2 separate regions of the Mus musculus genome follow, and region 2 is linked to region 1. A link is a contact called in ENCODE Hi-C or POLR2A ChIA-PET data. All regions are on one chromosome and are shown on one strand. Each heading gives the region's core, a stretch centred on a gene start or an enhancer-like site at or near the end of the contact. The rest is flanking DNA. Distances are from core to core; before and after follow the strand shown. Region 1 holds the start of 4930579K19Rik (RIKEN cDNA 4930579K19 gene). Region 2 holds the start of Mrps22 (mitochondrial ribosomal protein S22).

Region 1 (4,486 bases), core at 797-3,296:
CCCACTAATTACTGTCACAAAATTTAACTTCTCCCTCTCATCTTTGAGTCAACAACAAGCAGGAAGTATGTTATGCCAGGAGCCATAGTGGGATCTTCAACATAACATAAGCCCCCACATCCAAGTAAGTATGTGTAAGTGTGTGGTGTGTGTATGTGTGTGTAAAATAGGATTGTTAGGATAATCCTAACAAGGTTTTCAAATTGATTTTTCAAAATGGCTAGGGATCTCTGAACTACCTAGTATATAGCTGCACATACCCCAAAGTAAAGACACCCATTTTAAAATGTGCATTACTGCAGGCAAGCGCTCCTGGAGTCATACTTACCATCCCAGTCATGAGTGTTTTAAAGATATCATACCAGGTCTTAGACGATTAAACTACTCACACTGCATCCTCAACTCCAGACTTAGTTTAAATGCCACTGCCACCATTATGCCCTTTCTGATTAGCCTAGCCAGAGGATTCTTCCCCATCCACGTACACAGCTCTTCTTGCTTGTGGAGTGGTTTATTTCTGAAGGGCAGGCTCAGTGCTTATCCAGCTCCTTCTCTCCACACCATATGTATTTGGGAATACGGGAGGAACAGGTAGTATAGATGAGGTCCACAGTCTTGCTAGAAGCCTCAGCTGCAGCGCTCATGTCAGACACATGGTAGTAAGTTTAATTAACACCCAAGGTTTGACTTGTATAACAGGGATAATAATAATATCTCTCTTAGCATTCTGAGAATTAAAATCAGAGTTCAGTTAGAGCAGAGCACGGCTTATAGTAACCACCATAAACATTACTCATAATTATCCACAGGCTGCGGTGACAATCAGCTGGTAAATGTTTAGCAAAATGCAGGACAGTGAAATGCTCCTATGGTGAGTGAGCAAATAAATAAAGTCATGTTTTGTACTTTTTACTCGAGACTTAAAATACAGCCATCTTTTAGTATCTCTGCACATGGTTCCAGTATCCTCCACCAAATCAAAACGCTCACGTTCAGTTATTTAAGTGCTTATAATTTACCCATCACTCCTGGTCATCTCTAGATTAGTTAGAACACCGATACAGGGGTCAAAGTTGTAAAGAGTCGTTGTATACTATGACAGCACATGTTCACACAACAGTTTTCCTCAAATGTCTTCCACCGAAAGCTGGTTCAATGTGTGGGTATGGAACTCACAAACATTGAAGAAGGAAAGTCAATTTTTAATTGACTATTAAAAATATGTCTCAAAACTAAGTTAGGCAGATCTCAGGGCCTTCCCCAAAAAGGTCATCCTCTGTGTGCACAGAAGGCCCAATCAACATCAACTAGAAAACGACGAGCTGGGCTGCCATAGCATTTGAAATTTCACCTCTGGCTCCATATACATTTAACTTTGTTTAGTTCTGGTTTTCCTCTGCTTAAGTTTGCAATGTGGTGCCTGCACACTACCAAACACCTCACGCAACCTGGAAGGTGGGTTAGCAAGCACCACCCTCAATGACAGAATAAAGTGACTTGGTCAAAGTTGCCTTTGGCATCCGAGTCCTGACTCTAGCATTTACTTGCACTACCGGACCCGGTGCAGACTGCAAGGGCACTGACAGGCGCCCTGACCGCCCTGAGAGTCGGGGGCGCCGCTCCTTCGCGGGTACCCAGTTACACTACTGTGTCACCACGGCAGCCTCCCGGTCTGGCCTTCTTCCTCCCAGGACGCCAACGGGACAGGAGGACCCCGTCAGGCCGCAGCAGTAGCAGCGCAGACCGCTTCTAGCTACTGCTCCTAGCCAAGAAGCCCCGGGAACCCGCCGCAGCCGGTGGGCTCCACTCTCTGTCCCCTGAGGCCCGACTTACCATGGCTCCGACTGTCCGAGCGAGCCCCTGCCCGTCACAGGCTCAAGGCGACACACTCAGGAACCCACCGACCCGTGGACCGGCCAACCCACTGACGTGGAACTTCCGGGAAGCGACTCTCGCGGTACTCGGAGCCAGGCTCTGCGCCTGCGCACACCCTCCGTAAGGCGGTCCGTGCATGGTCCCGCCCCAGTTTCCTAGGTAACGCGGACTTCCGCGTCTCCCGCTGCTGAGCTGGCTGATGGAGTGTATTGCTGTGGCCAGAGTTGGGCGGTGACTAGCGGCGGTCTGGGCTGCTCACCTTCGGTCAGTTTCAGAAAGGCAAGAAGATGGAGCGCAGTGCTGGATTCCTGCTGAACGTCGGCAGCAGTGGAGGGGCCCGGAAGCGCTATCCGAACAGCGTGAGCCTCTGGCAGAGAAAAGAAAGCTCTAAAACTGTGTACTCCAGCGGGCTCCGGAACGGGGCCCAGAGCGGTGTCTGGGTCTTGGGTGAAACCGACCGAGGCGGAAAAGATGTGGGCGCGGCTCCCGCCTTTGAGGCTCCGAGGAGCCCTGAGATCTTGGTTCTGGAGGCTCCCGGAGGCAGTCGGGTGATTACCCTTCAAAGAGCATCCACCGGGTCGTTTGTTTGGCTATGTACCTTCAGTTGGTGGTACTGCCACATCACGTAGGAGTCGTCTCCGTTTTATTGATTGGAAATGTAAGACTCAAAGAACTCAGGTTTACTGGCCAAGATGGCATAGTAAGTAGTGTTGTTAAGATCTGGGCTCAGGGGAGAATACGCCCTGGAAGCCCAGTGCTCTATCTGCTATGCCAAAATAGCTCTTTAATAAATTAGTTGAATTTCAAAAAAATGATTGCCAGGAAAAGTGCAAATACATTGTGTATCGATTTCACACACCTTTTAAAAAGATAATGCTATGAAACAAATGGAAGTTGCCCTTAGCTCCTTATAAACCTCTAGTTGGAGAAAAGCCTAGGTTTCCAGAAAGGAATTGTATAGCCTGAGAGAAGTAAGGGTGAGTTTTCATTAGGTAGTGCCTGGCTCTTGGGAGATTTATAGGCCTCAGTTTTTCATATACAAAAAGTCAGATAGTTTTCAAAGATCCATTTTTACTATTCTGTCAGTAAAAACAAATTTTCTCTCAGTAATGAGATTTTTACATAATTGACATGAATAATCACATAATCGCATACTGTAGCGCAACCAATTGCAAGAATTAGTTGAAACTTTTTAAAATGTGAACTATATCTAGTGTGGAGAATAGCTGGGCTTCTATTATTTTTGATTCCTTAATTCTCTTTGCATTTTTAATTTGACACAGTATCAATAAATATAAAATAAAATAACATCTCCATTCCACAGAACCTGTTGATAATACTTAAATCTATATAACACCTGTAGTTTACCTGCTGGAGAGTTAAGCCCCCACCTGCCGTGCTCATTTTGTGTCTCCATCTTTTGCTGCTGCAGGTCAGCAACATCAAGTTCTGCAATAGTGACTATGATCAGCTCTTAGCCAGGCCATAGCGTACCCATGTAACCACAAACCTTGAAGATCTGCGAGTTCAATACCAGTTTCTGCAAGACTCTCTCTCTCTCTTTTAATCTTTTAAAACTTATGTACTGAATTTCGGCTATATGAAAAGTTATGCTAGGTACTATCTTAAGAGAATACCTCTAAAACTCTGGACTTGGGTTTTAATTGTAAGAAATTTCAAGAAAATAATCAAATACATAAACACACACACACATAACTCTTAAGTGTTCAATTGTGGGCTTAAAACAAAATCTCTTGTTTACTCTGGCTTAGAGGCATGTGGAAGGTTGGGAAAATAGCTCTGGGGAAGAAAAGAACTATGGTCAAGCTTAGCAAATTGGTAGAGGGTTTCCCAAGGGGTTGATTGCTATTGATAACAAGCTTAAAGTCTTAGCTGGTCAATCTCTAGGACGGCTGCTTCATCCCAAGTGGGCATCCCTTCCAGCATCGATTTAGCAGTACCGTGTGTACACCCCAGCCCCACCCCCATCTGTTCTAGTTTGACTTCAGTGGCTGTGATAAAACACTGAGCAAAACCAGCCTGGGAGGAAAGGCTTTCTTTTACCCTAGAAGATGCAGTCGGTAACTGAGGAAAGCTAAGGCAGGAGCTGCAGACAGGACCAGGCTTGAACCTGGGAGGGAAGAGTAGGAGCAGAGTCCACAGAGAAGTGCTGCTTTCTGGCTTGTTCTCCATGGTTTGCTGGGTTCCCAGGGTGGCACAGCCAACAGTGGGCTGGGCCCACACATGTCAATCATTAAGAAAAGACACCCAGACTTGCCTCCAGGCCAGTCTGATAGAGGGATTGTCTCCACTGAGATTCCCAGATGACTTGAACTTGTGACAAGTTAACAAAAAGTTAACTAGTCCACATCATATTTCCACTTCCTTCTAAGAGGCTGCGACAATGAAAATTCTTCAAGGAAACGATGTTTTGTTTGTTTTTGTTGTTGTTGAATACATATATATCAGCTTAGCAGAGAAATAGCATGAAGAAGCAGCTAGCTGCTCCCCTGGAAGGGCTACAGTCTATAAGGAGGAAAGATCAGTTAGGCAGGAAACATTGCATACTGGGCAGAATATGACTAACCTTAGGGAAAAGCAAGAACAGAAG
Region 2 (4,345 bases), core at 1,081-3,580, 38 kb before region 1:
CACAGATAGCCACATAAACTCACATATACAAATAATCAAACAAATAAATACGCAAATAACCTTTTAAAACTCAAACAGAAACACAGGCATGAATTTCCAAAAAACCAATTATTTGGGAACAAAGATTAAGATTAGAAACAGGGGCATGAGTACATAAAACTGGGGTGATCCCTGATATGTTCAGTGGACAAAGAAAAAGTTGTGGGTTTTACTAAGATAGTCTCAATCACTTTGAAATGAAGGGAGATAGGGTTTTTTTGGGGGGGGGGGCACTTTTTTGCTTTAGAAAGCTGACAAGCCTCAGAAATGACTGTGTAAGCCAGTCTAACGGTCACAGCAGCTCTGGTACTTGTTACTAAGTAAAACTATTCTTAAAGGCAGGGGAGCCTTTGTCAACGGATTGGTTTAGCTCTTGCAGTAAGTGTTCATAGCTATAGTGTCTCCTGTGGAGAGGAGACTCCTTTACAATGGGATAAGCTAGGAGTGACTCCATTTTGTTAAATGAATTTTCACAATGGGGAATGGGGAAGAAAATAGGTGAGGTTAGGAGTTAAGTCTCTCTCTATCCAGCAAATTCAAACACATATTTGTTCAACAACTTTCTTCTGCCAGGCCTAGGGCAAAGTGCTTACTTAAGCTGACTAATCTATGGAAGGAAAAGAATTGCACTCCCTAGTCACCTAGAAAAGAATATAATGAAATCATGTGCCCACTCATCCATCCGTCCATCCATTCATCCACCCACCCACCCATCCATCCATCCATCCATCCATCCATCCACCTATCTATCCATCCATCCATCCATCCATCCATCCATCCATGCATACATCCACCAATCCATCCATCCATCCATCCATCCATCCATCCATCCATCCATCCACCAATCCATCCATCCATCCATCCACCAATCCATCCATCCATCCATCCATCCATCCATCCATCCATCCATCTATGCATCCACCCACCTATCCATCCATCCATCCATCCATCCATCCATCCATCCATCCATCCATTGATCCATCCATCCATCCATCCATCCATCCATCCATCCATCCATCTATGCATCCATCCATTTACCAATCCATCCATCCTTCCATCCATCCATCCACCCATCCATTCTTTCATTCAACAAGTATTTGTTCTGCACATAAACAGTACTAGGTAAAATTATAATAATGTATAGGCATAGCCTTCATGTGGTGAGAAAAATAAGCAGATAATAAGGAGAATGACCAGAAATTATAGAAGGGCCGATGAAGGGAAGGTATAAGGTGATTGGTGGTTATGGATTCAGAATGAAGAACAAACATTTGGGGTGCGTTTGAAAAGTTTGAAAGAACTGCAAACAGTTGGATTTAAACCCGCAAGTGGGGGAAGAGGTCTAGGAGGGCAATACACATTCATTATTCAGAACCATAAAACCAAAAAGAAAAGAGAAAAGGAGCACAGAGGAAAAAAATACAAAAACAAAACAAAAAACCTGTACACACATCGAGAGACTCAAACACGTACTTGTGAATAAGCAGTTGGTGGGATGTTGCACGTGCCCATGTGTTGTTAGGACCCGAACCTAGGGCAAGTACTCTAGTGCTGAGCTAAATTCCAAGCCCTTATTTTGTTTCTTTTGGTTTTTTTTTTGTTTTTTTTTTTTTCGAGACAGGGTTTCTCTGTGTAGCCCTGGCTGTCCTGGAACTCACTCTGTAGACCAGGCTGGCCTCAAACTCAGAAATCCGCCTGCCTCTGCCTCCCAAGTGCTGGGATTAAAGGTGTGCGCCACCACGCCCGACTATTTTGTTTCTTAATGTATGTACTCTTAACATGTATGTATTATGTGTGTATGCATGTGTGTGTATGTGGTATATGTCTTGTATACAAATGATAAAGCTAATACTATAAACAAACAAACAAAAGTAAATGGGCTGGTGAGATTCCTGCTCAGGTTGTAAAGATACCTGCTACCAAGTTTCACCTGAGTTCCATCTCTGGGTCGAAAGAGAGCGGCGACTCTCCCAGGCTATCCTCTGACCTCCACATACAAGTTCATGCGCATGCACACACAAACAAAATTACTTTAAAAAAATTCTTTAAAAAGTTCATTCCCACATCTGTAATCAGAGGTCAGAAAGCGGATTGCAGCGGGTTTGAGGTCAAGACTGCAGAGACTGTCTCTAAGAGGGAAGCGGGGCGGGGCATATAGCTCATTCCATACAGTGCTTGCCTTGCTTGCACAAAGATTTTAGTAGTTTTAAAACGCTTCCGCGGCGCCTTGCCTCCACCCAGACTACATTTCCCAGAATGCTGCACAAAAACCTCTCGAGCCGGAAGTTGCTCTATCGATTCCGGCGCAAAGAGCGTCTGGTAATCATGGCTGCAGTCAGAACACCGTTGTCGCTGTGGAGGTTCCAATTGGGCTCTCGGCGAGCACGGCGGGTCTGTACTCGGGCCACAGCCCAGCGCCACCCCGATGCTCTGCTCGCGACGCGGCCCCAGCCATTCGAGGTGGGGCAGCCTCGCCGCCTGCTCAGCTCCGAGGCAGGTGAGTGACCGCCAGAACTCTGCTGAGCGCCCGGGAAACTTAGAGCTTGCTCTAACGAGTGAAGGCGGCTTGTCAGACTGCGTGCGGCTTCCGTCCGTCCTTGCAGAACTTATCTAAGTCCTCATTCATTCATTCATTCAGTCACTAGTGCTTGCGTGCCGCCCCTTGCAAAGCATTACACTACATTAGCTTGGGGCATGCTGTAGGGTTGACCTGGACTCTGTTATCCCAGTGGCGATTGGCAGAGTTCTGTGATCCAGGCTACGTCGGGCATGGGGGGAGGGGGGGGCGGAAAGCACTTAGCTGCCTTTCAAACTATGTTGGACGCATAGGGATGAATCCCAGGGAAAATACGGGCAACGCTGCCACCAGGCTAACCATGCTAAGGTTAAAAGAACAAGAGGACACCATAATAAGCAGAGGTATAGAGAAGAAACTGAACGCTGGTATTTTGGGGGAACGTATTTTGGAGTTAGGATTGATAATGTCTAAGTAAGTGTCCAGGTTTTGATGGTAAGCAGTTGAATGGAGACTCGTGGCAAGCTAGAGAACATTAATGGTAGAAACAGTTTATGTGGTTGATTTTTGAGTTTGGATTGATGACTCGGTAAAATGAAAATTAAAAAACGGGAAAGGAGGCGGAATTTTGCTTGTTTTGTGTTGAAGTTGAGATGTCTTTGTTATTCCAGGGTCAGTATACAGTTAGATACAAATTGAGGCGCACTGGAGTAAAAAAACGATCACTAGAGTCGAGCAGGTGCGTGAGCTTGTCTCAAGACAGTGTAGTGCTGAGCATGTATATAGTTACTGGAGCTTGTGGGTGACCATGAGAATAAACACAGGAGTTTGGTCTTCAAAGAAACGTTCTCGTTAGTTTTGTGTCAACTTGACACAAGCCAGAGTTATCTGAATGGAAAGAAATGCCTCCATAAGATCCAGCTGTAGGACATTTTCTTACTTAGTGTTTGAGGTGGGAGGGCCCAGTCCATTGTGGGTAGTGCAATGCCTGGGCTGGTGGTGGTCCTGGATTCTATAAGAAAGCAGGGGGAGCAAACCAGTAAGCAGCACCCCTCCATGGCCTCTGCATCAGCTTCTGCCTCTGGGCAACTTGTGTTTGTGTCCCGACTTCCTTCAACGATAGACGACTACACTGTGGAAGTGTAAGCCAAACCCTTTCCTCCCCAGCTTGCTCATGGCCATGGTGACTCATTGCAGTAATAGAAACCCTAACTGGGACAGAGACTAAATCTCTCAGTGGCGGACACAGTCAAACCATGCGAGTTTTAAATGTGAAAGCTTTAAATCATCTTGCTTGCGTTTTTTAGCAGATCACTCTCAAGGAATCTTTGTGGGAATGGTTTGTAGTGAGTTCAGGAAAGAGTCAGAGAAGCCAAGGTAAGGAGCAAGCATGGCTTTGACTAAAGTAATGGCAGTGGGAGCTAGATCTAAAAAGAGACGATTACCTAGTATTCGTTTTTTGTAAAAGTGGGCTAACTGCTTTATAGGGTTGCTGTGAGAGCTGAATATTCTGAGCATGGTGTGTATTTAGCTCAGCAAGCACTGCACAGTAAATCTCCTATGTGTTAATAATGGTCAGTCCTATCATTTTACCTGCTTTTTTTTTTTTTTTTTTTTTTTTTGGCTCAGTGTGTTGGGTATGGAAGGAGTCAGGAATCATTTTAAGACTCTGGACTGAATGACTGATAGACTGCGCTGTGATAGAGAGTAGTAAGGGCCGCAGGGATGAGACAAGCAAAGGTTGCAGGGATGTTATGGTCTGGTAGTCTTGGCTTACAGGTGAGATGTCCA

The links. A loop is a pair of places that touch in the nucleus more often than their neighbours do. ChIA-PET counts read pairs that join two places held with the same protein, here RNA polymerase II (POLR2A).
Region 2: a map of heart shows a loop between it and region 1 (8-fold over the local background). The contact joins the promoter of Mrps22 here to the promoter of 4930579K19Rik in region 1. A Hi-C loop is called at or near these places in 7 of 37 maps with a recorded cell type or tissue (gastrocnemius and heart). POLR2A ChIA-PET finds 5 or more read pairs at or near these places in 3 of 5 experiments (Patski and embryonic stem cell).

What each region holds. Positions count from the first base shown.
Region 1 is chr9:98,561,171-98,565,656 of GRCm38, reverse strand. It overlaps 4930579K19Rik (RIKEN cDNA 4930579K19 gene), which reads left to right and starts at 2,046. Exons shown (of 1, transcript NR_029444.1): 1 at 2,046-3,197. It overlaps Copb2 (coatomer protein complex, subunit beta 2 (beta prime)), which reads right to left and starts at 1,926. Exons shown (of 22, transcript NM_015827.2): 1 at 1,834-1,926. The coding sequence starts at 1,836.
Region 2 is chr9:98,599,664-98,604,008 of GRCm38, reverse strand. It overlaps Mrps22 (mitochondrial ribosomal protein S22), which reads left to right and starts at 2,330. Exons shown (of 8, transcript NM_025485.3): 1 at 2,330-2,536. The coding sequence starts at 2,365.